Linked DNA regions of Homo sapiens: region 2 is linked to region 1. A link is an interaction called in ENCODE POLR2A ChIA-PET data of the cell type or tissue named here. Cell type or tissue: MCF 10A. All regions are shown on one strand. Each heading gives the region's core, and the rest is flanking DNA. Links, peaks and the distances in the headings are about the cores only. Region 1 has its middle 88 kb from the start of IPMK. Region 2 holds the start of LOC124902578 (small nucleolar RNA U13).

Region 1 (16,571 bases), core at 4,731-12,730:
GTTCTCAAACTGTTTATAATAATCCTTCCAAAAGATATTGCACAGTTCCCTATATTTTCAGAAGGAGATATTTAAGGTAAACAGTGGCTATTTTTTCACCATATTTAAATAAGGTCAGGCCAGGAGGTGGTAGATGTTCTGTAGCCACTTTCAGAATCATCATTATTCCTACTCCTTCCTTTAACAAAACAAGGCAAATTCCTCTGAAGTACCTGCTCTCCCTCCTTATTTCAGTCATCTATCCATAGCCCCTCCAATGATGTCAGACACAGTACCTGGCTCACATTCATACTCCACATTCCAGTTTCTGAAGTTACTCTTGATGATTTTTTGTACCCATAGGTGATTTTTCCAATACCTTGACCTCTCAGTCCCTGACCTCCTCACTTCCAGTGATTTTATTTTCTACCCCAACTTCAGCCACTCATTCTCATGGGCACCCTAGACATTACTGATTAATATCCTACTCTATCTCCTCCTATACTTTCAACTTCCTCTTTCTACTATTTTCACCCACAAGGATCCAGTGCGTTGGTTCTAACCTTTGCATTGTCCATCATCTTCCTGTTCTTACTTTAAGCCTTATACAACTTGGATTCAAAAGTCCTTCATTATAGTCACTCCCATACACAACGCCACAGAGTTTCTAGCCCTATACCTTTCATTGTATTTCCCTGGAAAACTCAAACCCTGGTTTTCCTTATTTTCTACCAATTCAGTACCTGTACCTTAGAGATGAAAAGAGTTGGCATGTTCTTACTTAAAAGGGGGATCTAAACAAAGGATACTGATGGACATAAAGATGGCAACAACAGACACTGGGAACTACTGGGGGTGGGGTGGGTCAAGGGATGAAGAACTGTTGGGTACTGTGCTTAGTACCTGAGTGATGGAATCAATCATACCCTAAACCTCAGCATCACCCAGTATAATATACCCAGGTAACAAACCTGCAACAGTATGTCCTGAATCTAAAATAAAAGTTGAAATTATTTTAATAAAAAGAGCTAGATGAAAATGGTTGGAGAAAAACACAGCCATCTTCATGGTGTCTCTTGAAATTTATTACTTCAAACTCCAAGTGATTTGAAGATTGCCTTCACTACTGTCAAGGCAATCTTACTACACCTTCAAAGCCAATTACCGCACCATCCTTCCAGAGGGATGTTTCACCATGCCTCCTCCCTCAGCCTCCCTTAGTCCGTGTTTTTACTTTTTCACTAACAAAATGGTAGTAATCAAAATGTTAGCACATCATCTCACCTTCAAACCTACATATCCACCTCCTTCTAGATCCATATTTTTTTCTTCTTTGCTGTTATAATGGATGAACACTGCCATTTTCTATGCGAAGTTCTCTTCTCCTGTTGCCCTTAGATCCAAAACTCTCACACATATTAAAAAACATCACTGGGCCAGGTGTAGTGGCTCATGCCTGTAATCCTAGCACTTTGTGAGGTCAAGGAGGGAGGATCTCTTGAGCCCAGGAGTTCGAGACCAGCCTGGGCAACATAGTGGGATCCTGCCTCTAAAACAGCAACAAACAAAGAAAAAGCCATTTGTGGTAGTATGTGCTGGTAGTCCCAGCTACTCAGAAGGCTGAGGTGGGAGGATCACTTGAGCCCATGAGGTGGAGGATGCAGTGAGTAGCAATGGTGCCACTGCACTTCAGCCTGGGCAACTGAATGAGACCCTGTCTCAAAAACAACAGCAAAACATTACTACGGCGATGCTCACTCCTTTCTCCTGCAACTGGAATGTTTCTCTCTCTGCTGTGGCATTCCTGTTAGTATACATGTAAGATTTTCCACACCTATGATATTCCCCCCTTAAGCATCTATTATTGACTTTTCCTTTGCTCCTACACCTACCACCCTATTTCTTTTCTCCCTTTTCATCAAAATGCCTCAACTTATTTCCAATTCTCCTTTTTTTCTCTGTTAACTCACTCCAATCAGGCTTTCTCACCACCCCAGCCCTGACACCCCCATAAATTGAAATAGTTCTTGACAAGAACAACTTCTATATTATTAAACCTGAAGTTCAATTCTCCTCATTTTATGTGATGTAATAGCATTGGAGACAGTTGAATGTACTCTCCTTTATAAATGTTCTCTTTCTTCATTTGGCCTTATTGACTTTCATTCTCCATATTTTTCTCCCACCTCTTATCTTCTCAGCACCTTTCATTGAATCATTCTCTTTTCACCAACCCTTGAGTCTTGGTGTATTCTGAAAGTCAGTCTTCTCTTTTATGTAGCACTTCTTTAGGTCAGGTTCTCAAATCTATTAGACTTAATAGGTTCCAATAATGACTACTTTATAAAACCATATTTGCTATCCTGAACTGAAACTTATAAGTAATATAATCTTTTCACACATATGATTTTTAAAAATCAATACATGAAACACTGATAAAAAATCAAGGAAGACCTAAATAAATTAAAGATATGGCATAGTTATGGATTGAAAGACTCAGTTTTTAAGATGTCAATTATTACCAAAATGATCTATAGATTTGAAACAATCCTGATTTGAATCCTAGCAGAATATTTTTCCCTTTAAAAAAAATCTATACTCTAAAATATGTATGGAAAGGCAAAGGGAATAAAACAACCAAAACTATTTTGAAAAAGAATGAAGTTGTATGGCCAGGTGTGGTGGCTCACGCCTGTAATCTCAGCACTTTGGGAGGCCAAGGAGGGCAGATCACCTGACGTCGGGAGTTCAAGACCATCCTGGCCAATATGGTGAAACCCTGTCTTTACTAAAAATACAAAAATTAGCTGGGCATAGTGGTGCATGCCTGTGGTCTCAGCTACTCATGAGGCTGAGGCAGGAAAATCGCTTGAAGCCAGGAGGCAGAGGTTGCAGTGAGCTGAGATCACGGCACTGCACTGCAGCCTGGGTGACAGAGGGAGACTCTGTCTAAAAAAAAAAAAAAATGAAGTTGTAGAATTCATACTACCACATTCCAAGATTCACTCTAAAGCTACCAAAAACAAAGACACTGTGGTATTGGGAGATAGGTACATAGATAAATGGAACAGAAAAGAAAGTTCAGAAGTAGACACAAGCAAATATGATCAATTTGTTTTTTAACAGCTTTATTACATAATACACAATAAATTGCACATATATAAAATGTACGATCTGATAATTTTGATATATGCATATACCCTTGAAACCATCAGGAAAATGAACATATTGATCAATTGTAAAAATTTCCTTATGCCCATTGGTAATCCTGCTTGCAGGCCCTCCTCATCATCCCTCCTTCCTGTCTCCATTCCCAAGCAAATACTTACCTGCTTTCAAGTACATACAATGATTTGAATTTTTGTTATTTCTATACTTTTGATTTATTGATTTACTTGGTATGGCTTCTTGCTCTCAGAATAATTGTTTTAAAATTTATTCTCATAGTTTCATGTATCAATAGTTCATTTCTTTTTAATTACTAAATAGTATTCATATATATATATATATAGAGAGAGAGAGAGAGCACAATTTTCTTGTCTGTTGACCTGTTGATAGAAATTTAGATTATTTCTGGTGTTTGGCTATTATCATAATAAAGCTACTACAAACTTTTGTGTACAAATCTTTGTATGAACATATGCTTTGCTTTTTCTTGGATAAATACGTAGAAGTACACTGGCTGGGTCATTTAGTGGTTTAACGTCTTAAGAAATTGCTGAAATATTTTCCATAGCGATTTCACTATTTCACATTTTTACCATTCTGGTTGCTCCACATCCTCACCAACACTGGTATGGTCAGTTTTTTTTTTTTCAATTTGAGGCATTCTAATAGATGTATAGTAGTATCTCATTGTGGTTTTAATTTGCATGTCACTAATGGCTAATGATGTCATTTTATGTGTTTATTTACCATCTGTACATCTTCGTTGCGGAAGTATCTGTTTAACTTTTTAACCATCTCTTTCTTATACACTTTCCCGCCCGTATCATTATTGCACATTGGGAGTTCATGATACATCCTGGATACAAGTTGTTTATTAGATATGATTTGCAAGTATTTTCTCCCAGTCTGTGAACTGTCTTTCATTCTCATTACTGAGAAGACATTCTTTTTGAAAAGCAGAAATTTTTAAATTTGCAGAGGTTAATTCATCAATTTTTTTTTCTTTATTATGTATGGTACATTTGATATTGGCTCTAAGAAATATTTACTTAACCCAAAGTCACAAAGATTTTTACATCATGGGTAAGTAATGAATTTTTATGATTTGAGATTCTTAGTACATATGTATTGAATGAACAAATGAAATTACACTTCTTACATTTTAAAATCACATAGCTTCATCTTGCAGTGCTTTTTGTGTGTGTGTGTAAAACATTTTTAGGCTACAATTTATTTTCACTACAGTCACCATTGCCTAGATGAGAGAGCTTGGGCCTCAAATGGTTTAACAGCTCTGTCTACACTATCAGGAGCTTGGGCCTCAAATGGTTTAACAGCTCTGTCTACACTATCAGGAACTTGGGTACAAACCCAAACGCACCACACCACAATTCAAAGGAGTCAAGCTCCAGCCACAAGTTAGGTGTATTTCATTATTAGGAACACACTAAAGCATGCTAGTTATTTTTTCTAAACTAGGAGTGGGTATTAATTACATTGTGAGAAAAGTTCAAGTAGAGTTTCTGCAGTTCAGTGGCCTCTCCTCTGGTGAAAATACTTTGACCTTGTGTAATAAATCATCCCATGCGTTCTCATAAAACAGTGGCATTATTTTTAAAAAGACCTTAAATAGTAAATGAACAAAAATAGAAAATTTAGGTTGTATTTTCATATCTGTAAATGTCTTTCTTAATGAAGAAATGAGCTTCTTCTACATAAAAATTTGCAAATTGATTATTTCAGGCATTTTCAGCCTTTTCTACTCTTGATTCCTTTCCTGTCTTCATTGTGTTCATTCCATGAAAATGGGCCACGAAGGAGTGTGCCACAAAGAATATCACAAGAAACAGGGTCTTTGAAAAGAATCTTTCCGAGGGAATCAAAGTTGAGGTGAGGCCAAGAGATTTAGAAGACACTTAGAGATACACTGTGGGCTCCACAGCCTGGATAAGCTCCTTCCTGTGGGCCGGGCCTGTGAAGCAGTGATGGCGAGTGTTGCAGCAGAAGCAGGCCCTGTCTTACCCTCCAGAACACAAACTGATCCAATCAGTACGTGAAGCCACTATTGTCCATTTTACAGATGAGGGAACTGAGGCCCATGTCTAATGTCATGCAGTTAGTTGGTGTTAAAGCTAAGATTTGGGGCCAGGGCTGGTGGGCACTTGTCTTTCTCTCCTTATACCTATCATTTCGCCACACTTTAGGTACACAATTTGTTCATTTGCATCAGTATGAAGTTAGAAAAGTCCCACCCAAAGACAGACAGACAGACAGACAGACAGACATACTTTTATCTAGTAGCACTTGGGGAAAAGAATACAGTTGGCTTTATGTATCTGCAGGTTACTTATTTGCAGATCCAACCAATCAGAGATGGAAAATATTCAGGAAAAATCTCCAACAAAAATAACAATACAACAATTAGAAATAATACAAATTTTAAAATACAGTATAACAACTATTTATATAGTTTTGCATTGTATTATATTTAATACATAATCTAGAGATGATTTAAAGCATACAGTAAGATATGGGTAGGTTGTATGCAAATGCCACACCATTTTATATCATAGACTTGAGCCTCCACAGATTTTGGAATCCATCTGGAACCAATCCTCTACAGATACCAAAGGATGACTGAATTAGATAAAATTCAGCAAATATGTCACTAATACCACCCTCTCTTTCCCACTATACCAGGTAGTGTCACTGTGAGGTGGAATTCCCTCCTTCTCCCCGAAAGGAGAAAAACCACTGAACTCATAGGGTTCGTTTCCCCTGGCTGGACAGAGACTGGGGACTTGGAGTTAACAATCTTTAACGATAAATAGAAGAGGTGGTCTCCAGAAGAGACGAGGGGTTCTGGGAAAGCACTGATGGCAACATTGTTTACCACGATTGTGACAGTGGTTATACAAATGTTATCTATTTGTCAAGACTTGAGAAACTTATGAACGGTTGCATTTTGTTATATGTAAATTATAATTAAATAGAGTTATGAAAATAAGCAATAGGCAATGTAGGGCCTGCACATGCTCTGCCAACTGTCCTTGTTCTAAGACATACATTCACTTTGTTTTCATGAAAATTAAGCAGTAAAGCACAGAGCAGAACACAATATGACTGAAAGATAAATACATTTTCTGGTTTATAAAGGTTAAATGTCCTTCCCCCAGCAACATCTCTTAGCAGACCACTAATCATTTTAATCTCTAGCTCTTAAACTTGTATTCCAAAAGAACAAATCAGAGATCCATGTATTCAAATTTAGTTTCTTCTGAGTATTCACGCACTTGAACACCCTTCATTTACTTAGATGGATGATAAGTCACCAAGTCGGAAAACATTGGGTTACTTTCTCATGAACTATCCTAATTTTTGGTCTGGTTATTCCGGATATTTTACTGAAGTTAAACTGTGATCTAAGGTATAGTAACTAGAAGTTAAATTGTGATCTAAAGTGTAGTAACAGTAGCTAGTATTCATAGTACAGTAGCTTAGTCCCAGCACTGTACTTTATATGAATTAAGCCATTAGCCATTTAGCAGCCAAAGTAATTAGAAATAGTCACAGTGTAATTTAGCTACTACCTGAGAGCAGTAAATATACCAAAAAGTCTTAGAAAAATACAGATTCCTTTCTGGTGATCCTTAGCTCCATCTTTGGAGTCAACGCCATCTTTCCAGCTGTCTCTGCAACAAAACAAAAAAAAGAGTCATCTTTGACTCTTTCTTCCAAATCCATTCTATTAGTAAGGTTTGTTGGTTCTACCTTCAAAAATACACCCAGAGTCCGACTCCCTCTCACCACCTCCAGTGCTAATACCCTGGTCCAAGTCCCCATGATCTCTTTCCAGGGTTGCCCAGTGGCCTTCTAGATACTTGCATGCTTCCCCTTTTGTCACCCTATCCTCTTTCTCCACTAGCAGTGAGAATGAGGGTGTTAAAATCCGAGTCAAATCATTTCACTCTCCCACTCAAGATCCTCCAATAGTGTCCCATCTCACTTGAATAAAATCCAAAATACTTATGGTGATTTCCAGAGCCTTATATTCTCGAAACTGTGGCTGCCTCTCTGATCTCATTTCCTTCCATTCCTATCATATTTAGCCCTCTGGCTAAGCTGGCACTGCCCTTCGTGCAGTTCTTCCTGCTACGCCTGGAATTTGCACTTGCCTTTACCTGGAACTTTCAACTCTCACATCTTCATAGACTTCTCCCCAACGCTTTCCAGTTCCCCGTGCCTGTATCATTGCCCTAGAAGGCTTTTTGCTGGGTAAGAACAGCCGGTGCCTCATGACTCAGGCATTTTGCACTGTCAAATGTTTCTTCACAGCACTTATTATTATCTGACATATATTATGTTTTTCTTATTTATTTATTGTCTGTCTCTCTCATCCCCTGTCCCAACCCACGCCCCCACACCATATTCTCCCCCTGTAGAAGGGAAGCTCCAGGAGAGCAAAAGCTTTGTCATTTTTGTTCCTGGTTGCTTCTGCAGCATCTAGAACACTGCTTGGGACAGAGTAGGTGCTCCTTATATGTAGAAGGAAAGAAGAAAGAAAGAAAGAAAGAGAGAGAGAGAAAAAAAGAAAGGAAGAAAGAAAGAGAAAGAAGAAAGAAAGAAAGAAAAAGGAAGGAAGAAAGGAAGGAAGAGAGAGAGAGGGAGGAAGGAAGGAAGGAAGGAAGGAAGGAAGGGTAATGTCTTTTTGGTGACTTTAAATTTTAGAGGATAAATATTTGTGATCCTGTTCCCCACTAGCTGCAGGGGCTTTTGAGGGTTCCAAGGGTGTTGGAGCATAAATGGCTCTAGTTGGCTGTGCTCTCAGGTAGTTCTGTTCTCCCTGCTTTTCGACAGCTACTCTCTTTCTTTTGAATAGAAGCTTTTTTAGCAGGCAAGGAAGCTGTATGTTTGGGCGCCCTTCCAGACCTCACCCTTTGTGTCTTTTCACTTAATTCATCCTGGTTTGTATCCTTTATAATATACTGTAATTATAAGTGTAGCACTCTCCTGAGTTCTGTGAGTCATTTTAGTGAATTATTGAACCTGAGGGGGTCCTTGAAACCCCCAGATTTGTAACCAGTTGGTCAGAAGTATGGGAGGCCTGGACACCCCTGAATTGGCATCTGAAATAAGAGCAGTCTTTGCGGGGACTGTGTTCTTTAACTTGCGGAGTCTGAATGCTAACTGGATGGTTAGCATCAGAATTGTATTGCAGTATATTAATATGTGTTGCTGTTTAAAGATGGCTTGGTTAATATATACTTTTGATTGATTCACACTGAACACCCAGCCAACAGCACTGTAACTCATGCCTGAATGAAGCTTATCTTCATGTGTATTTTCTTCCTCACGCATATTACAGCCTTCTACACTTAGGAACACTAGGCAACACCTCAGCACTACTCTTGGTAGGGCCATTTTAAACAGCAATATCACCAAAAAAGTAAATAAAAATAATAAAAGTACCAAAATGCAAAATCATGGCAGTAAATAGACTGTGAAAAGGATACTTGTTTATGTGAGCTGAAACAAGAAGGCAGAACATTACCTTGTTTGATTGCAGCTAGGAAAGCGTGCCTCCGGTGACTCATTTTGTGTGTGTGTGTGTCTGTTCTGTATGTGTCTGCAAATGACTGATAAAATGCTGTCAATATTTATTGTTGTTTTTAGTATTTGTGTTGGGGCTGCAAATAAATTTTAGCAAGTAGGTGAATTTGCAAATATGAAATCCATAAATAGTGAGGCTCAACTCTGTATACATTAAGACATCTCCCCCACCCCTCCCCCACACAAACATGCACATTTGATTACAACCTTCTATCTCACATCTTAAAAAAAATTTGAGGCCTGGTGCAGTGGCTCACTCCTGTAATCCTAGCACTTTGGGAGGCTGAGGTGGGAGAATGACTTGAGGCCAAGAGTTTGAGGCAAGCCTGGGCAGCAAAGCAAAACCCTGTCTCTATAAAAAATTTTTAAAAACCAGCCAGGCATGATGACTCAGGCCTATAGTCCCAAATACTTGTGAGGCTGAGATGGGAGGATCACTTAAGCCCAGGAGTTGGAGGTTACAGCGAGCTATGATCACATCACTGCCTGGACAACAGCCCTTGATCTTGTTTAATTCTGCAGCTGCTTTTTCTGCTCCATAACAAGCCAGGGTGGGACTCAGCTCCTTTTCTTTGATTTCCTCTCACACTAATCACACAGAGACTTTGTTTGTGCAGCAGGATTAAAGGAAGGCTTGGGAATGATAAACTTGGTTGCATTGCAATAACACAAACAAATTGAAATAGAATGTTAAACATCTGTGTCTTAAACTACCCTTTAGTGCCTACATCTCTCCCTCCTGGAATTTTTAACAGTTACTATATCCGAGTCCTTAATGTCTTTATTAAAAACAACAAGCCATCTACCTACTTCAGATCTTAAGCTTAACATCACTGGCAAAGCCTTCCAGTCTCAGTTGTGTTCCCCTGTTTCTCAACAATGTCTGTAAAGAACAGAGGTTTAATTTTACAAAAATGAATTATGATAGCCACTTTTGGCAAGCACAGTTTCAGTAACATTTTTCTTCCTCTATGTTACTGATGTCAAACCTATCTAATCCTCATACAATCTCTATGAGAAAGTTTTATTCCAAATTTACAGATGAGGAAAAGGCCTGGGGAGGTTAAACAGCTTCCAACTCCTGAACACTGCCCAAGCTCACAGAGCTTAGAATGAGTTCAATGCAGATCTAAGAGGCCAAGGGATTTAACTACGGCACTAGATTTGCTTACTTCCCAATTCTGTAATTTCCTTAACAAGGGATACCTGTGTTAGTGATAATATGTTGTGCCATGTATATCACTGTGGAAAAAAACCCCGTCTTTAATCAAATTAAATGCTGAAAATACCATCCAAGTTAAAAGTTAAAGATGTGGGTTTATGGACTCTTGCATTTCATAGAGATACTCTGCGTGGTGAAGAAGCTATTGAAAGGCAATACCAAAAATCAAATTGTTTCTGTTTGAGAGTACTATATAAAAAGGTTTTAAATAAATACTTAATTATATTGGTTAATTAGGTACCTGCAATATTAGGCAATTTTCTGATGTAAGACAATTCTGAAAGTATGCAAATTAAAGAAGTAAAAGTACAATGGTGGAAGCATGTCCAGATTATATAAATGAATTAAAAATTTTCAACTTGTCGCTAAGCAGATTTCTTGCTTTCTTTTAAATATACAGAAAAAGCATATGGATTCTCAAGATAAACCACATATGAAAAAGTTTTAGCTTTTTTTAAAATTTTTACAGCTTCACTGAAATGTCATTCAAGACATATTAGTAAATTTGTGATTTAAATTTAGAAGCCATCACCACAATCCAATTTTAGAACTTTTCTAGCACTTCCCAAATTTCCTTCAATTTCACCTTTTAAGGAGTGTTAAGAGCAGAAAACACACACAATTATCTGACTTAAAGAGAAAAGAAAAATCACCTAGTACCACCTAGTGGTGTATAAGTAGATAGCGAGTTGATTTTGGAATTTTTGAAATCCAATACTCAGACATTTCTCTTCCATGGGATTACAAATTAGCTACTAATATTTCTGGTTTATAATCGAAAGTTAACTTCAAAATATCCACAAGCTTATCCAAAATATTTACTAGATAAATTTTAAAAACTTTAGTTTTAAAAACAAATGATATCCTTTCTTCAAATGAGAGTTTACTTGGAGTCCCAGTATGTTTAGCAGATAAATACTTAGTTTATCATTGGATGGTCTACTCACTCCCCTACTTGCTGAAAATAATTGTAGAAAGTAAAGACTGTGGAGAAATACACAAAACAGAAAGAATAGTTATCTCTGAGTACTGGAAAATAAGTGAGGTTTTCCTTTTGGTTTTATTTTTTCGCTGGAGTGTGTATATATAATTGAAAAAAACTATAATAAGTTGTATTTAGAAATTCAATATAAAATTTTAAAATATTGCAAAAATGCCTACCAAGGTCCTTGCAAAACAGCAATTTTCCATGAATATTATTTGCCCTTCTCGTTTCCTTCCTATTGGTGACAGTAACTCTCCATCACTCACAGGCTGAGGACAAAGGAAAATGTCTATGTCTTATGGTTAGCTTGAGCTGCCATAATTAAGTGTTATATAGACTGGGTGGCTTAAACAATACAAATTCACTTTCTCACAGTTCTTGGGGCTGGTAGTTCAATGGTTAAGGTGGAAGGCAATGATTAATTGGGAATGTCTTCTCTCAGCCTCGCCATGTAATTCCTTGCAGGAGTCTCTGCTAATGTTATCTGGCTTCATGGAAGCTCAATGTCCCATGAGTAATGAAGTCATATTGTGTAAGGTTCATATGGTGAAATGCACATAATTCTGATAGTGTTCCTGGAAAACAGTGCTTTATGATGGAAAAACTATTCAGAGAAAGAATAATTTCAGCAAGTACAGTTATATAAGAAGTCATGTCAAATAGAATAATAGTAGTAAATGCCTAATTTGGATTCCACTTCTGGTTCTGATTCTTACTATCCACGTGACCTTGAGCAAACCACTTGATGTCCTCCTGAGTTTGTTTCTCAACTGTCAAATGGGGATAATAAAAAAATCTACTTTATAGGGTTGTTATGAGAATTAAATGAAATGATAAACATATAGCATATATTAAACACTCAATAAACATTAGGCATTACTACTATTACTTTACATTAATATTATTTTCTTAGGATGGCATATGAAAGATCTGTCTTAACTGTGACTTTGGGGGAAATCTAATCACACCACTCCCATAGGTGTGGATTACAGAACTTTGGGAGAGATAGACACAGTGCTGTCCTTGGTTCTGAAACCACCATACTAGGACATGATTGCTTTGAAACCTCAGGATACTGGTGAATGCTGGTCCAACCTCTTCCAAGAATTTTGAAGCAGGCAAGGGCAAAAGTGGAGGAAATTATGGAGGAGGAGGAGAAGGAGGAGGAGGAAGAGAGAGAGAAGCATAATTCCTAAGAACTTGCTAGGAAAGGGGTGGGAAGAAACCTGCTTGACATTGTTTTCAAAGTGCATTGGTTGCTGTCATCAAGCAAGAAACAACCCCCTTGTATTTGGCAGAGAATTGTAGGTGTGTGCTGAGGGGGTACTTTATATATTCCTTTCCTCAAGCTATCCTTGGTGTACTTCCCTATCTCTGTGCCTAATCACCTTGGTATCAGTACCTAATCAGTAAACTGAAAGTTCACTGAGGGCAAGGACTGGGTCTCCTGCACTCTTGTGAGGACAAAGGAAAATGTCCATGTCTTAGCTTGGGCTGCCATAAAAAGCATTGTAGTCTAGGTGGCTTAAACAATATAAATTTATTTTCTCACAGTTCTGGGGGCTGGAAGTCCAAGGTAAGGTTGCCAGCATAGTTGAATTCTGGTGAGGGCTCTTTTCCTGGCTTGCACATGACCGCCACCTACTCCCTGTGTCCTCGCATAAGGGTGAGGGAGAATGGTGAAGAAAGCTTTATAGAGCAAACTCTCTGGTCTCTTTCTATAAGGACACAAATTCCATTATCACGAGGGCCCCTAATTAGCTCCCAAAGACGCTATTTCCAAATAGCATCACACTAGAGGTTAGGGTTCAACATGTGAAATATGAGGGGACATAAACATTTGAGCGGACATCAATCCACGATATCTTGTAAAGTGGGAAGCACACAGTTTCTGTAACTGAAGGCCCTCAATAAATGGTAGTTTTATAAAAAGAAGCGGCTGTATCCTGGGCCTCACTGTTTTGATGTTACTATATAATTCTACTTTTTCATGTTGCAGATTAAGTAAGTTGAATCTGGTATTAGCACATATGGCTTTGTTATTGTCTTTGTTTCCTTGGCGGTGTGCACCTGCTCAGCATAGAAGATGTGCAGATTGACTGTGCTGAGAATGGCAGTTATCCAGAGGTGTGGAACACTGCAGCATGGAGCCTCCATAGCAGAAAAGGCCAGAGTCTAACTACACTAAGGGATGATTGCTGGGTGGAGCCTGAGTGCATTGTATTCTAGAGTTTAATGTGCACGAATAGCCACGACTTACGTAGCGCTTAGTGTATGCCAGCTGTTCTAAGCATGTTATATATATAGATTCATTTTAATTATTACAAAAACCCTAAGGGATAAAACTGTTATTATTTGAATTTTACAGATGAGGAAATTAAGGCAAAAATATGTAAAAAAAACCTTGACAAAGGTCACACAGTAAGTGTCACAGGGGGAATTTGAATTCAGGCCATTGGATTCCAGTGTTTTAACCACCATGGTATGGTATCCTTCCTAAAATTTAAGTAACACCCTGCAAGGAATTTTCTTCTTGGGTTTAGTCTACTAGCATATACTGTATCTTCCTATGGTTAATATCTAAATACTGTGAGGAGTGGTGGGGGTGGGGGGCAAGACTGAAGATGAGAATTGAGAAGTGGCTTCCTCTGGAAAAGCGATTTACTCAGGTAAGAGAGAGACAGTGTCTTTAAGAAGGTAGCACAGCCTCACCAGGACAGGGTAGAGAGGGCTGATCCATTTGTCTGAGGAGGTTCATAGGGAGTTGGAGTCTTGGTGTAGTCCAAATCTTCTAAATTCTGTCCCACTCCTTTGTGACCAATGCTATAACTGTCATGTAAGAAATCATGAAACTGTGACCTCAGACCTTGGAAGAAATTCAATCTCCAATTATCTTAGCTTTAGTGCTAAATAATAATAGAAAGCCTTTAGTTCATCATGGTTCAGAGAATTTAAGCATTTGAGCTTTTGTCTGTTTAACTTTCTGGTTTTGTTAGAAGTTGCTACTCCGCAATATTGAATTCCTTCAGTTTTTCATACTAGTCTAAGGTCGGAGAATAGCTCAGCTTCCCTAAATCTCTTTTAAAGGTCAGTTTATTCCAGGTGACCATAGGAATTCATTTAATTAGATAATTCACCACAGCATGCTATGGGCTGCTAAAGTCTAGTTTCTGAGCATTAACATAGTTCTTACTACCTTTAAGTCAAATAACCAGTGCCAGATTTTTCCTATCCCTGAGGGTCGAGTGTCTGCAACTAACTCCTGATGACGTAGTGGAAAATTTTGAGCCAGAAATATCATTTCCACCTATGTTCATTTCCTAGGACTGCTGAACCAAATTACTACAAACTGAGTGGCTTAAAACAGTAGAAATTTATTTTCTCATAGTTCTGGAGGCTAGAAGCTCTAAATCAAGGTGCTGGCAGGGCCATGTACACTTTGAAGCCTCCTTGAGCTTTCAGAGACTCAAAGACTCCTTCCTTTGCCTCTTCCTAGCTTCTGGTAACTCCCAGCATTCCTTGGTGTTCTTTGGTTGATATGGTTTGGCTGTGTTCCCGCCCAAATCTCATCTTGAATTGCAGTTCCCATAATCCCCATGTGTCCTGGGAGGAACCAGGTGGAGATAACTGAATCAGGTTTCCCCATCCTGTTCTCGTGATAGTGAGTTAGTTCTCATGAGATCTCATGGTTTTATAATGGGAGTTCCCCTTCACTGGGCACTCATTCTCCTTCCTGCCATAATGTGAAGAAGGATGTGTTTGCTTCTCCTTCTGCCATTGTTAGTTTCCTGAGGCCTCCCAGCCATGCTGAACTGTGAGTCAATTAAACCTCTTTCCTTTATAAAGTACTCAGTCTCGGGAATGTCTTTATTAGCAGCATGAGAATTGACTAATACATTGGTTTATACCTGTCTGACTCCCATCTCTGCCTCTGTCTTTATTTGGCCTTTCCCCCTCTATGTATGTCTGTGTCTCTTTGTCTCTAAATTTTCCTTTCCTTATAAGGACACAAGTTATTGAATTTAAGGCCCACCCTCATCCAGTATGAGCTCATCTTAATTTGATTACATCTGCAAAGAGACTGTTTTAAAATAAGATCATGTTTACAGGTACTGGAAGTTAGAGCTTGAAAATAAATTGTATTTTAGCTTTTTAATTGTTTAATGCTTGCTTTTAAATCAAATTATACAGTCACATAGATTAAAGTGCCAAATCATTCTGAAATTCTTTTTTCAAAGCACCTGTATGCCCTTTATCCCATTTCTTTTCTTGCAGAAAAGTATTTGCTCACAGAAAAACTGAATTTTAAAAATTTTAGCTTTTGTTTCCTGAGCACAGCTACCTGTATTTCAGCTTCTTCCTCAATCTTGCCCTCTTTTACTTGAGTTGCTGGTTGAACATAAATTTTTGTGGGACACAATTTATCATCATTGCCCACAATTGGTGATTATAGTTCCTGTTATCATTTTTTGCATGTCTGGTATCTTCAGGACTCTTACATTCCTGCTAAATGTCTCCTAAGACTTCTGAATTAGACAAAGGGACAAATGACAGGAAAAGCACATTATAAAATGCAGGACACAGGAAAGTGAATGTGCCATCTGAAAGTAGCTAATTTCCGCTGGCTATAATTAGATCCATCCCTAAAATATGGTAAGTTGCTTGACTGGTACTGGGCATTGATGCTGGCAGGCAGGCAGTAGCCCTCCAGTAAAAAGATGATATTGCCAATTCCTGTAATCTCCTCTTTAATACATTTTTTTTCCAAACAAATGTAAATTTTCAACAGATTTTACTTTTGTTTCTACATTTTCTTGTACGGTATGGGGAAGAGGAGACAAGCAGTATAATAGAAAATGATATTTCATTTCTGTTCACTCCAGTAATAAGTGTCAACAGGTCTCTTAACTCTTTCAGTGTTCAACAACATTTCAAGATTCTGCCGGGAAGCCTGGAGGCTAAAATATTTCTGAATTAAAAAATTAAGCTTTTATACATTGATAACACCAGGTTATTCTGTTTCTTGAAAAGTAACTAGAAGCCTTCTGTGAAAAGAAACTATACCATTTCAAATCCACTCGGAGGAGTCAATTATTCCCCCCCAAATATTCTCCTCTGCATTCCATTAAATAATTGATTGGCTTGTCAAATGCCCATTTGGTTTCCAGAGATGGTGTTCTTGATACCAAAGAGGTATTACAAATCCTTGTCAGTGCGTTCAAAAAGGTTTATAGTCCTTTTCATGTGAAAATAATTGATAATATAAAACTATTAGTAAATCATGGCATATCATAAACAGAAATGAAAGGTAGTCTGATTTTCACTATAAGTCGTTGGCTGCCATCAGTCCTCAGGGTTTGAACTATCTAGCAGTTCTGCTTAATAACATCCCAGATAGCATTGCTTCAAAAGCTCCATAAAAGGTGAAGGCTGAAAAAACTTCAAGTAATTAAATGTTGGACTGAATAAACACAACTTTCCTGAAAAAATATTTGCATGCATACTTTTTTTCTTTCCAAGCCTAGTTTTGGCCTATTTTTCAAATTTTTTTTTGAAAAAATTTTTCAAATTTTCAAGATTTTTTTCAAATCTTGAGCAGCAGATAAC
Region 2 (8,000 bases), core at 1-8,000, 57 kb before region 1:
TTCCCATTCCGCTCCATGGGTGAGTCAGTGCTCTCATTTGTCTTTTTTTTTTTTTTTTCGTGGTGTATGTCTTCCTTTAGATTTCAAGTCTGTTGGTTATTATCTCAACACTTTGATGGTTTCGTGAAAAGTTATGATTTTGTAGATTATCTAGCTTTTTCTTGCTTTTAGGTGGGAGCAATGCTTCTTCCAGCTTTCTATATCCTAGGTGGAAACTTGAAAGCCCAGAATTTTTTCTCTGGCCCATTCTCTTTTCTCTTTATGGGACCCCAACTACACATTTGTTAAAAACTCTTGGTATTACCTTATGGGTTTCTAATGCTCTATACATTTTTTTTTTCTTTTTAGATACTTTTCTGTATTTTCTTTAATTTAGATATTTTGTATTGGTCTTTGTGAATGTTCATTGCTCTGTTCCTCTGTGATTGTTTATCTGTTGATTAAATCCCATTAATTAAATTTTTTATTTCAGATACTGTGCCTTTTCAGTTTTAGAGTTTTTTTTTGTAGTTTATCTCCTGAAATACCTAATCTGTTTAGCATTTGCATTCATCTTTTTCTATTGTTTCTTTAGCATATTTATACTTTTTGTTTTAACATGCTTGCTTGCTAATTACAATGACTTGGTCATCTGTGTGTCATCTCCTATTATGTTTTCTCTTGATTGTGCTTTATGTTTTCCTGATATTTTGAGTATGTGTCATAATTTTTTCTTGAATCTAGGGCATTTTATTTAAAGAACCGTGGGAAGTGATGTGTACTATTTTTTGTTTTGTTTTGATCCCCCGTGCAGTACATGCCCTTTCCTGTGTTTAGGGTAAGGGACTGAGTTTAGTTGAGCTAGTGCTAGGCTGCAGTCTCAGTTTCAGTGTATCTGTTATTGGCTCAGCATTCCAAGGTGCCTCCTTTTTTATCTTGACAGTTTTTGAGCTGGGGGTGGGGATTTGGTTGCAGGCTCAGATACTGTTGGTTTACTGTTGGTTTATTTGGATCCTGGAATTCACTCACCTAGAGAATGCCGAGATTACCACCTTCTGTCTTCTCAAACGTGAGGGGTTATGTTGCAGGGTGAGTAATATGGGAGACATATTGGACGAAGCAATCTCTTTTTGTGTTGGGATTATTACAGTCTCTAATCCATCCTGCTATCCCATGCTGTTGTCTACCGCTTGGCTGATTACTGCTTGCCTGATAAAATGTATTTGTCTAATGGGAAGATCACCTGTATCTAGACCAAGGTGTTTGCCCCAAGGCAGGGAAGCTGTCATGGTTCTCTGCTTACTTATGAAAGTTCAATTTTTATTTTCCTCTGGAATTCTATTCATCAAAGCTTCTTTACTCATTTTAAGCCCCACAGAAAATGTTATAACCATGGGAATAAAGGCCTTTCTTGTGCTCCATCTGAACCTTCAGGAACAGAATTCTTCTTCAGAAATTTTTAGTTATATTGGACTACTCTTTGAAGTCTTTTGACTGTTTACCAACCAGTCTTATACAGAAAGATTAATATTTACCTACCTTCTATTCTATATCTAGGCCTTTTTAAAATTTTGAACAAATATTTTTAGAGAGGGGCTCTCGCTCTGTCGCCCAGGTTGAAGTGCAGTGGCCTGATCATAGCTAATTGCAGCCTCAAACTCCTGGGCTCAAGCCATCTTCCCACCTCATTCTCCTGAGTAGCTGGGACTATAGACACATGCCACCATGCCCAGCTAATTTTCTTTTTTAAATGTTTTGTAGAAACAGGGTCTGCTATGTTACCCAGACTCATCTCAAACTCTTCCAGCCACAGACTACCAAAGTGCTGGAATTACAGGTGTGAGCCAGCATGCCTGGCCTATATCTAAGTCTTAAGATTAAAAAAAAACAAAAAACAAACTTGATTTCTGTATCTCTTGAGACTTTCTGCTTCTGTTGGCTGAATTCTGCATTTTTGCCATTATTAAAAATTCTAGATCCTTTTGTAGTTCATAAGCACAATGATTGAATTTTCATGCTCATGTGTGAGATATGCCTCACTCCAGTCTTGTTACAGTGTTAGCACATTACCTATCTGATAGAAAGAAAAAAATTCCTAACACTTGCCAAAAAGAAAAGGAAACTCAAGTGGCATATTTAATTGAAATTCTAAATATGTTTATTTGAGCCATATTCTAGCTAGCATGATTTTATAAAATCCCAACACATCAAAATTTAAGATTTTGACGTATAAATTTGGAATGAGTCTTCATGGCATAGGGGTAGGACCAGTGTTGGTATATATATGATGACTTCATAAAAAGTCTCCCTCTTTGAATGGACAGATTATAAAAAGGTGCCCTTTCCTGCTCTAGGCTTGTTGCCTGATTTCAGCCCTAACTTTACCCATTGGCTAGATGCCCTGGTACTATCTATACAGTTGTATACAGTGCATTTGAATCAGCAAATATTTTAGTTGCTTTTAGACAAGAGAGACTTATAAAAAATTACCAAGTAGGAAATTCATATATGGCCACTGTTAACACATATGTTCTTTTCTGGTTTTAAAAGTGGGGTCAATTCGTGCTATTGCTTTTAACTTGCTTCTTATAACTATAAGTTAACATCTTACAGAAAGCCTATTACTGAGGACTTTCTATATAAATTGACACATATGTTTTATGTATTATAAAGCCCGAGGGTGCCAAAAGAGGTAGTGGTTGGAGACACTAAAATGAAGACATTTGGAATTTGTGTTCTGGTGCTTTGCTGTAATAAGTACTGAAACATGTTGGTTGAATGTTAAAATTTCTGAAATAAGTAAAAGTAAACCCTTAAGTTTAATGGAAGTAGTTTACCTGTCACTTCAGGAACTAATCTATTTAATGAAGCAAGGTTTACTATTATTAAAGCATTAAACAATTTCTGATTTTTGTTCCATAGGTATACTGCAACATCCAGATGGCACAGTTTTGAAACAGTTACAACCACCTCCAAGGGGCCCAAGAGAGCTGGAATTCTATAATATGGTAAGTGAGGTAAGATTTGTTTTGTTGTCTTCAAAGTGTTTTTCAGAGTTTTCTGGTGGTGACTCACAGTAAGACACATATTTGACAGCATAGTCACTGTGTGTATGTAACGGAAACAAAAGCTTCATGGAAAGCAGTGCGTATCTTTACTGTATGTGATGCAGTCTAGTATTTTCTATTCTATTTCAGTTCTTAGATTCTTCTTCTGTGTTTATGGTAGATACTTCTTCTCAGGTTAAGGAAATTAAAATTACCCTCTGTGTGAGGCAACATTTTGTCAAGAAACAAATGGTATGCTCTGTTGGTTTCATAAAGGGACTATTTACAAAGGTAAGGTTAGAGCTTATGGCAACCTGCAAGAGATGTTATAATGTTATACCATCCCTGGGCCTGAAGTGGAGAGAATGGTTCCTGGAGCCTAGGGAAGGTAATTTTTATGAGAAGACATGACCTGTTAAGGAGGGAGCTAGAAAAGTAAATAACTGATCTCAACTCTTCTCATACCCTCCAGTCTCTTGTTTGTGTCTTGTAAGGGCAAGAGGGCAAGGGATCTCATTGATGCAGTTGATTCAAGTCAGCCTCTTGGGTGGAGAAGGGTGGAATGGGAAAGGGACGATACATAGCATCTTTTCTAGTTTGATTTTTTCTTTTTTGAGATAGGGTCTGGCTCTGTTGCCCAGGCTGAAGTGCAGTGGCATGATGTTGATTCATTGCAACCTCTGCCTCCCAGGCTCAAGCTATTCTCCCACCTCAGCCTGTGCCTCCTAAGTGGCTGAAACTACAGGCGTGTGCCACGCAGCCCGGCTAATTTTTGCATTTTTTGTAGAGATGGGGTCTCACTTTGTTGTCCAGGCTGGTCTTAAACACTTAAGCTCAAGTGATCCTCTTACCTCAGCATCTCCCCACCCCAACCCAACCTCCCCACAGTAGCTGGAACTACAGGCACAGGCCAGCAAGCCTGGCTAATTTTAAAACAGTTTTTTTTTTTGTAGAGAGAGGGTTTCACCAGTTGTCCAGGCTGGTCTTGAACTCCTGGGCTCAAGCGATCCTCCTGCCTCTGCCTCCCAAAGTTCTGTGATTACGGGCTTGAGCCACGACACCTGGCCCTTCTAGTTTTCAGAAACAATTTAATGCATGAGTGAATATTGAATAGTTTCCAGCTGCCTTTTTGGTATCTGTTGAAATGATCATATGAATTTCCTTCTTTAATCTGTTAATATGGTAAAATACAGAAATAGATTTCTGTATCATCACCTTTCATTTCTGAAATAAAACCTACTTAAGTCTTTTTAATTTTTTAATACTATGCATTGTGAGATTTTGCTTGGGAGTGCTTAAGATCTTTTCCAGCTGTGTGCACAAATGAAATTAAACTCTTATTTTCTTCACATATTATCTTTATCTGCTTTTGATATGTTTCATTTAGCTTCATAAATGTGTCCAGGAGCCTTTTCGTATCTATTTTGTTAAAGAATTTGCATCAGATAAGAGTTTTGTTCTTTAGGTATGGTGGCTTATGCCTATAATCTCAGTACTTTGGGAGGCCAAGACAGGTGGATCCCTTGAGGTCAGGAGTTCAAGATCAGCCTGGTCAACATGGTGAAACCCCGTCTCTACCAAAAAAAAAAAGAATTAACCCACTGTGGGTGGCACGTATCTGTAATCCCAGCTACTTGGGAGACTGAGGCAGGAAAATCATTTGAACCCGGGAGGTGGAGGTTGCAGTAAGTCAAGATTGCACCACTGTACTCCAGCATGGGGGGACAGGGTGAGACTCTCTCTAAAAAAAAAAAAAAGTTCTTTAAGAAGTTCTTTAAGAGTTTTGTTCCTTAAAGGCTTGATAGAACTTACCTATAAATTTGTCACAACAGCCTACTGGTTGTCTCTCTCTTTCTTTTTCTTTTTTTTTAAATTTTTTATTACACTTTAAGTTCTAGGATACATGTGCACAACGTGCAGGTTTGATACATAAGTATACATGTGCCATGTTGGTTTGCTGCACCCATCAACTCGTCATTTACATTAGGTATTTCTCATAACGCTATCCCTCCCCAGCCCCGCAGCCCCTGACAGGCCCCGGTGCGTGATGTTCCCCTGTGTCCAAGTGATCTCTTTGTTCAATTCCCACCTATTAGTGAGAACATGTGGTGTTTGGTTTTCTGTCCTTGTGATAGTTTGCTGAGAATGATGGTTTCCAGCTTCATCCATGTCCCTGCAAAGGACATGAACTCATTCTTTTTTATGGCTGCATAGTATTCCATGGTGTATATGGGCCACATTTTCTTAATCCAGTCTATCATTGAGGGACATTTGGGTTGGTTCCAAGTCTTTGCTATTGTGAATAGTGCTGCAGTAAACATACGTCTACATGTATCTTTATAGTAGCATGATTTATAATCCTTTGGGTATATATCCAGTAATGGGATTGCTGGGTCAAATGGTAATTCTAGTTCTAGATCCTTGAGGAATCGCCACACTGTCTTCCACATGGTTGAACTAATTTACACTCCCACCAACAGTGTAAAAGTGTTCCTATTTCTCCACATCCTCTCCAGCATCTGTTGTTTCCTGACTTTTTAATGATTGCCATTCTAACTGGTGTGAGATGGTATCTCATTGTGGTTTTGATTTGCATTGCTCTGATGACCAGTGCTGATGAGCATTTTTTCATGTGTCTGTTGACTGCCTAGATGTCTTCTTTTGAGAAGTGTCTGTTCATATCCTTTGCCCCCTTTTTGATGGGGTTGTTTGTTTTTTTCTAGTAAATTTATTTGAGTTAGTTGTAGATTCCGGATATTAGCCCTTTGTCAGATGGGTAGATTGCAAAAATTTTCTCCCATCCTGTAGGTTGCCTGTTCACTCTGATGGTAGTTTCTTTTGCCATGCAGAAGCTCTTCAGTTTAATTAGATCCCATTTGTCTATTTTGGCTTTTGTTGTCATTGCTTTTGGTGTTTTAGTCATGAATTCCTTGCCCATGCCTATATCCTGAATGGTATTGCCTAGGTTTTCTTCTAGGGTTTTTATGGTTTTAGGTCTAACATTTAAGTTTTTAATCCATCTTGAATTAATTTTTGTATAAGGTGTAAGGAAGGGATCCAGTTTCAGCTTTCTCCATATGGCTAGCCAGTTTTCCCAGCACCATTTATTAAATAGGGAATCCTTTCCCCATTGCTTGTTTTTGTCAGGTTTGTCAAAAGATCAGATGGTTGTGGATGTGTGGTGTTCTTTCTGAGGACTCTGTTCTGTTCCATTGGTCTATATCTCTGTTTTGGTTCCAGTACCATGCTGTTTTGGTTACTGTAGCCTTGAAGTATAGTTTGAAGTCAGGTAGCATAATGGCCCCAGTTTTTTTCTTTTTGCTTAGGATTGTCTTAGCAATGGGGGCTCTTTTTTGGTTCCATATGATCTTTAAAGTAGTTTTTTCCAATTCTGTGAAGAAAGTCATTTGTAGCTTGATGAGGATGACATTGAATCTGTAAATTACTTTGGGCAGTATGGCCATTTTCACATATTGATTCTTCCTGTCCATGAGCATGGAATATTCTTCCCTTTGTTTGTGTCCTCTTTTATTTTGTTGAGCGGTGGTTTGTAGTTCTCCTTGAAGAGGTCCTTCACATCCCTTGTAAGTTGGATTCCTAGGTATTTTATTCTCTTTGTAGCAATTGTGAATGGGAGTTCACTCATGATTTGGCTCTCTGTTTGTCTGTTAATGGTGTATAGGAATGCTTGTGATTTTTGTACATTGATTTTGTATCCTGAGACTTTGCTGAAGTTGCTTATTAGCTTAAGATTTTGGGCTGAGACGATGGGGTTTTCTAAATATACAATCATGTCATCTACAAACAGGGACAATTTGACTTCCTCATTTCCTAACTGAATGCCTTTCACTTCTTTCTCCTGCCTGATTGCCCTGGCCAGAACTCCCAACACTATGTTGAATTGAGTGGTGAGAGAGGGCATCCTTGTCTTGTGCCAGTTTTCAAAGGGAATGCTTCCAGTTTTTGCCCATTCCGTGTGATATTGGCTGTGGGCTTGTCATAAATAGCTCTTATTATTTTGAGATACATTCCATCAATATCTAGTTTATTGAGTTTTTTTAATGAAGGGCTGTTGAATTTTCTTGAAGGCCTTTTCTTCATCTCTTGAGATAATCATGTTTTTTGTCGTTGGTTCTGTTTATGTGACGGATTACGTTTATTGATTTGCGTATGTTAAACCAGCTTTGCATCCCAGAGATGAAGCCAACTTGATCATGGTGGATAAGCTTTTTGATGTGCTGCTGGATTTGGTTTGCCAGTATTTTATTGAGGATTTTTGCATCGACATTCATCAGGGACGTTGGTCTAAAATTCCCTTTTTTTTGTTGTGTCTCTGCCAGGCTTTGGTATCAGGATGATGTTGGCCTCATAAAATGAGTTAGGGAGGATTCCCTCTTTTTCTATTGATTGGAATAGTTTTAGAAGGAATGGTACCAGCTCCTCTTTGTACTTCTGGTAGAATTCGGCTGTGAATCCATCTGGTCCTGGACTTTTTTTGGTTGGTAGGCTATTAATTATTGCCTCAATTTCAGAGCCTGTTATTGGTCTATTCAGAGGTGCAACGTCTTCCTAGTTTAGTCTTAGCAGGGTGTATATGTCCATGAATTTATCCATTTCTAGATTTTCTAGTTTATTTGCATAGAGGTGTTTATCGTATTCTCTGATGGTAGTTTGTATTTCTGTGGGATCAGTTGTGATATCCCCTTTATCATTTTTTATTGCATCTATTTGATTCTTCTCTCTTCTTTATTAATCTTGCTAGTGGTCTATCAGTTTTGTTGATCTTTTCAAAAAACCAGCTCCTGGATTCATTGATTATTTGAAGGGTTTTTTGTGTCTGTCCCTTTCAGCTCTGCTCTAATCTTAGTTATTTTTTGCCTTCTGCTAGCTTTTGAATGTGTTTGCTCTTGCTTCTCTAGTTCTTTTAATTGTGACGTTAGGGTGTCGATTTTAGATCTTTCCTGCTTTCTCTTG

Evidence for each region. Peaks named below come from ENCODE experiments on the same cell type or tissue, not always from the same donor. Only the 100,000 strongest peaks of a DNase experiment are listed, where the experiment ranks them.
Region 2: POLR2A ChIA-PET joins it to region 1 with 9 read pairs; 3 of 35 experiments call an interaction of 5 or more read pairs at or near these places.

What each region holds. Positions count from the first base shown.
Region 1 is chr10:58,171,614-58,188,184 of GRCh38, reverse strand. No RefSeq gene overlaps it. Among named protein-coding and RNA genes, the nearest start is that of IPMK, 88 kb to the left of the region's middle. In MCF 10A, for the core only: a CTCF peak has its summit at 10,657 (motif pointing left); no DNase peak of the experiment used is centred there.
Region 2 is chr10:58,232,716-58,240,715 of GRCh38, reverse strand. IPMK (inositol polyphosphate multikinase) reads left to right here. Exons shown (of 6, transcript NM_152230.5): 2 at 2,902-2,987. LOC124902578 (small nucleolar RNA U13) reads left to right here and starts at 1,956; the gene lies at 1,956-2,059. In MCF 10A, for the core only: no CTCF peak of the experiment used is centred there; a DNase peak (open chromatin) is centred at 3,065.